Regions from separate parts of the Mus musculus genome. Here region 1 is linked to region 2. A link is a contact called in ENCODE Hi-C or POLR2A ChIA-PET data. All regions are on one chromosome and are shown on one strand. Each heading gives the region's core, a stretch centred on a gene start or an enhancer-like site at or near the end of the contact. The rest is flanking DNA. Distances are from core to core; before and after follow the strand shown.

Region 1 (2,877 bases), core at 52-2,551, 44 kb after region 2:
GAAATCCTTTTCCTGTCAGTCAGACCCCAGCTGTCTCCAGGCAACCTCCCACTTCCACTGGCGGCCAGATCAGGACATCCAGAAGGGGAGAGAATTCTGGCCAGCCTGCCCTTTCTCCACCCACCTTTTCCCAGGGTCAGGCTTCAACCGGGTCCCTCTAGCCTCTGTCCACCTTACCCACAGGCAGGCCCATCAGGGCCACCAGGAACACTGTGAGCAGATGGGTCATGACGGAGACGTGAGGGCAGTGCCAGAGTGAACAGGAGGTCAGCAGCTGGTCCAGGATCCAGCTCAAGCCAGGGAGGAAGCAGGGCACAGAAGCCCTGCCTGAGCTCTTGGTCTCTTAGAGATAAAACATCCCTGCATAGACGATGACAGAGATTTGTAATGACAGCTGGGCTGGGGCGGGCACAAGAGCCCTCCCAGCTCAGTGGGTGTCACTGATTTCCAGTTACCTGGAGATGGGAGGAGGGAGTGGGATATGGAGCATTCCGACCAAAAGCAAGCAAAAAGGGAGGGCGGAGGGAGCTAAAGACGGGGAAAAATGGGCAACATCAATGAAAACCAGGAAGTCCCAGAGTCCTTGAATGCCAAACACAAAGAGAACTTCACCCAGGGGGTCTTTTTTTTTTTTTTTTTTTGCAGGGGATACTTGGCATGCAGTCTCTTCCTGGCAAAGCCCAGAGTGCAAGAGGCTTGCCAAAATAAGACTGGAAGCCAGGTTTGGACTCTTCGTGGGGCAGGGGTCCTTCTCGCGTTTGCTCTCACTGCGTGAAGTCTCCCCAACCCCCGTGCGCAGAGAAGTGCAGGGCTGTGTGACTCCTTCACCACAGGGGAAGGGGCCGGACGATGCTTGCCCGAGACAGAGCTCCGTAGGCTGGGTCTGGTGTTTGGGACTGTTGGAGGGGGATGTGAACTAATACTCTCCTCCCTGCCTATAGACTCGGGCCGGCCCTTGCTGTAGGGGTACCAAAATACCCTCCCGGAAGACAACCCACCCTTTATGACCCATTTTCTAGGTGCCAGCCCGGGATGCTGAAGTCCTGCCTCAGGCCTGGCCTGAGGCTCGACTGAGCCTGCCCCATCTCGGGGAGCTCCGCCCGAAAGACTGCAGTCTTGCTTGGAAGGACTCCCAGGGCGGGCTGGGTGTGGAGTGACCTCGCCCTTGCCCTTCACCACCACGATCCCTATCGTCATGGAAACTCACCCCTGGCCGCTCCCAGGTCCCTCCTGCTGTCTAACTGGGAATCTGTACACACTTCGTGCGGTGTTGGTACCGCATCGCAGGCAGGCCAAGTAGGCTCCGCCGGGGCAACAGATCCGCAGTGCCTGCTCACGACTGGCCCCGCCCACCCCGCCCCCAGGACACACGCTCCGCCCCGGAGACCGCTCAAACCCCGCCCCAGCCTGCCTTCTGTAGGCTCAGTCTCCGGGATAAACTCTTTCTGGTAATGGACCTAGTGAGCAAAGCCTGGGCATCGCTGGGCATCAGAATGCACCTACTCATGTGAAGATTCCCAGTAGCGACCCAGAGGAGAGTATACACCTCCTGAAAATTCTCCTCAGGTTTTGCCGTAGCTCTCCTCATCCCTGCTGCCCTGCCCCCACAGACCAAGCTGCACTGTGTGGGCATGCTGACTCTGGGAAGAGGCACTACCTGGAGAAGGACCTCACCGCACCTCTGCCCTTACTTGGGATCCATAGCAACGCTTTCGAGCAAGCCTTAGAGGAATCCAATGGCTGACAAGCAGTTCTTACCATCAAAAGTGTGCCACTAAATAATTGCTCTATGTAGCTAAAATTCATTTTATTTTTATTGTGTTTCAAAAGCAGCCAAATTTTAATAGTTCTTCACGAATCCTACTTTTTTTCCTGTTGTGGGAGGAAGAAAATAAAGTCTGTAGTAATAGCGAAGAGTGCATAGGGCATTCTTCCAGCAGGTGCATGCGCACATACATACAAGGGGCCTTAGAACTAAGACAAACACACCAGAGGAGTAGGAGCTGGGAGGTAGAGGCAGGTGGATTTCTGTGAGTTCAAGGCCAGCCTGGTTTACAAAGGAAGTTCCAGGGCAGCCAGGGCTCGTTACACGGAGGAACCCTGTCTTGAAAAAAAAAACAAATAAAAATAAAAACAACGGAGACAAACAACCAATAAACTCTAGTCCTTGAGAAAACATACCCGTTCCTCCAAACCATCCACAAAGACCGTGTGGCAGTGCGCAGAAATAAGATCGGCTCCCATAGAGTCATATGCTTAAATATTTGGTCCCCGATGTGGGCAGGGGGTGGGGACTAAAAGGTGTGCTCTTTTTGGAGGAGGTGTGCAGGTGGATGAAGCATCAATCCTGCATGGGGGTGGGGGAGAGAATTGAGGCTGAGCTCTCAGCTCTTCCTGCCTCCGTGCCTTTGCTCCTCCACTCCTGGGCTCCACCTTTCTGAAATGGTAAGCCAAAATTAAATGCTGTCTTTTATAAGTTGCCTTAATCGTGGTGTTTTGTCCCACCAATAGAAAAGTAATTCAGAATCTGTAGATTTCTTTTGGCAAGATAGCCATTTTTACAATGTTGATCCTGCCAATCCATGAGCATGGGAGATCTTTCCATCTTCTGAGATCTTCTTTAATTTCTTTCTTCAGAGACTTGAAGTTCTTATCATACAGATCTTTCACTTCCTTAGTTAGAGTCACTCCAAGATATTTTATATTATTTGTGACTATTGAGAAGGGTGTTGTTTCCCTAATTTCTTTCTCAGCCTGTTTATTCTTTGTGTAGAGAAAGGCCATTGACTTGTTTGAGTTAATTTTATATCCAGCTACTTCACCGAAGCTGTTTATCAGGTTTAGGTGTTCTCTGGTGGAATTTTTAGGGTCACTTAT
Region 2 (2,953 bases), core at 89-2,588:
CCTTCCTTTCAGACGACACAGTAAGCAGCACCAGCAACCTTTAGAAATGTTCAGAAAAGGCTAAGAGTCACAATGCATAACTAACGCCTTCTCTCTCCCTGTAAATCTTATCTGGAATGCTCCTCCCAATCGAGCATTCGATAAGTCAGAAGGCCACAGAGTTACTTCCACAAGCAGTATAAAAGTGCACCCCAGACCACAACATAAGACACACGAGTCATTTATTCAAATGAAGTTCCAAAGATAGGCAGGGAATACAGCTTGCCACCGGCCAGCTGTGTAACTCTATTCCCTTAAGTCAGTCTCCTGGTCTGCAGAACTCAGTGCTGGTCCCCAAGGCTCTCCTCTGCTAGTTAGATCGAGGATAGTGTGCATACCACTGGCACACAGTATTTGTTGTGGGCACTTCACTGTGGAGCAGAGGGAAATCAAGGCCAGAGTCTACTCTCAGGGGTAATGTTTAACCCAGGCAGCCGAGGAATTCCTCAGCAACTTAGGCTACCGGGAGGCTCAACTTATGATGGCTTAGTGCCTGCCCTGCAGATGTGTTGAGAGTGGTTTAGTGACTGAAGACACCCACTTCAGAAATGAAATTTTTGCCAAGCTCCATGTAGTGGTCCAAGCCTACCATCTCAGCACTTGAGAGACTGAGGCAGAATGGCTTTGAGTACAGTGCCAGCCTGGGCTACCCAGTAAGTGCTAATGTAGGGGGAAAGGGGAAAGAGGAAATTTGAATTTGGTACCACTCTTAGAACCTCTTAAACGTGACTGCAGAGATCCAGGAGGCTTCTACCTTGGGAAGAACTGTTCCAAGGGAACACTGATAACCAAGGACCACTTGAACAGAAGCTTAAAGGACCTTTTCTGGAGCGGGAGTATAAAGTGGGAGAAGCTCCTAAGAGGAGAGGCAAATTTCTTCCCGCAGGTCCTGAGACGTCTGGGGAATGGATGGAAGAAACAGCCTGCAACCTAGCTGCAGCCCAGACGACACACGGGGGAAAAAAAACAAAAAACAAAAAACTCAAAACACAGGCAAGAAACGAATGAAGGGGTCCGGGGAGAGCCAGGAATAACCGAGCTTGCCCGGTCTGCGGACTGGTGAAGCGCCTGGGAGCCGAGGGGACCTGAGAAGGGATGCTCGAGTCCCGAATGCGACTCGATTCCCGAGCGCAGAAACAACGATGATCGTCCGGCTCTGGGATGAGCCTCCAAGTCAGTCGGCGGAGGCGGCGGCCCAGCCCCGCACGGCCCAGCCCCACTCACCTGCGGACCCCGTGCCGCCGCTACCGGCCGGAAACGCCAGCCACGCAGCTCTCCACCGGCCCGCTCTTCTCGGCCTTCCCCGACCCACTTCCGGGGGACGCTCTAGACCACCGGGAGACTTCTGTCTCGGTGGTGTCTAGGTCGCTAAGGGGCGACCAAGCAAGGAAGCGGTCCGGGCCCAGCGGCTCAGCCTCCGGTAGAACAACAAAAGCCACAGGGCGCTTCGCGTTTCCTGAGGAACGGAATCTTCGAGCGGAGCGTCCGATCCTGGGAGCCATGGCCCGGAGAGCACGGACGGAAGGCTGGGTCCAACGCCACCTTGCGGTGGGAGGTACCCAAGGCCCGCCGGTTGCCAGGACCCCCTTTCCATCCTTGTGGACCCTTCTTTTAGCTAGGATTCAAAACGTGTCCAATTTAGACGATGCTGATGATGAGATTTGAATCGTAGTATATAGCGTAGAGGCTTTGAGAGGCATTGAGATGAAATGAACCATTTTGTATGTTGAACATACCTGAATTCGATCAGTTGTGTGGGTGCCCAGTCTCTAGATCCCTGAACCTGCGAGTTCAAGAGCTGAAAGGAACTTGGCAGGCATAACCAAAAGAAAGTCGTCGAAGTATAAAGTTTATTCTGATTGTCTGTAAGCACAACGGTTCGTTGTTAAAGGATCGAGTGAGAGAAGACACTCCAAAGGAAGGCTATGAACTGACAACAGAGCCTGAGCCTTGTGCTTTGAAGATGGAGGAAGACTACCATTCAAGAAGTGCAAGTGGTTTACAGGAGCTCCAAAAGGCGGGGAAACTTCGGACTACAGACCTGTTGGCACCCTGATCTCAGTACCCTGGGTCCTCAGAAGTGGGAGAAAACATAATTGTGTTGTTTTGGGACCTCCACACGGGGGTGATTAGTCACAGCTCCATAGAAACACAGATTGTGGAAACTTGTTCCTCCTTAATTCACACCCTTGCCTGAGTACCCAGGACCCGTCTGCCTGTTCTTCCCCACCCTCTCTTGTTAAATCTCTTGCTCTCTCCATTCAAATTCCCCAGGGATCTCCAGTACAAGATTTTTAATAATACCAAGGAAGGCTGGGTGGCTCCCAAATCCATGTCTCCTTCCAGAATCTCCTCTCTGATGTCGAAACTTCTGTCTCTTCCCAGGACCTGGACATAACATGCACCTTGAACACAGTGTTTCTGAAATGAAGATGGGAGCCTTGTGATTGGCCTGGTGCTACCCATGGTTTTTCCTGGCAGTTCCACCATCCCACTCACCCTGAACTCTTCCTCATGCCCCACACCCATTCCACCACATCTGATTGGCCTTGCCCCCAGAATCTATTTTTTTGGATTCCCTCCTTCCCTCCACCCCCCTGAACTCTGGACAGGCTATCTGTTGCCTGTTCCTTGTTCCTATTGTTCTGACCATACATTATTGTCAGCTACTGCTGCTGCACTGTGAGCCAAAACCCTGCCCTGGGACAGCCACTGTCTTGTAGCACATGACTGTGGGTAGTGACTTAAGTGCAGGCCAGTGCTAAAATGTATGGGACATGGGAGGAAACTGAGTCACAGAGGATACTAGGCACATGATGTGACTGAAATCCAGGACCCTTAGAAGTATTTCCGTCAAGTTTTCTGGACTCCCCTGGGACAGCTGGCTCCATCTCTGCCGGTGGTTCTCTCCTGC

The links. Hi-C counts contacts between places; a loop is a spot of excess contacts on that map. ChIA-PET counts read pairs that join two places held with the same protein, here RNA polymerase II (POLR2A).
Region 1: a loop to region 2 is called in a map of Patski, with 2.3 times the contacts of the local background. The contact joins the promoter of Lynx1 here to the promoter of Jrk in region 2. A Hi-C loop is called at or near these places in 2 of 37 maps with a recorded cell type or tissue (Patski and gastrocnemius). POLR2A ChIA-PET finds 5 or more read pairs at or near these places in 3 of 5 experiments (Patski and embryonic stem cell).

Annotation. Positions count from the first base shown.
Region 1 is chr15:74,751,678-74,754,554 of GRCm38, forward strand. Lynx1 (Ly6/neurotoxin 1) reads right to left here and starts at 1,302. Exons shown (of 4, transcript NM_011838.4): 1 at 1,208-1,302; 2 at 178-360. The coding sequence starts at 229.
Region 2 is chr15:74,707,984-74,710,936 of GRCm38, forward strand. It overlaps Jrk (jerky), which reads right to left and starts at 1,339. Exons shown (of 2, transcript NM_008415.6): 1 at 1,264-1,339. 4933427E11Rik (RIKEN cDNA 4933427E11 gene) reads left to right here and starts at 1,178. Exons shown (of 1, transcript NR_033197.1): 1 at 1,178-2,391.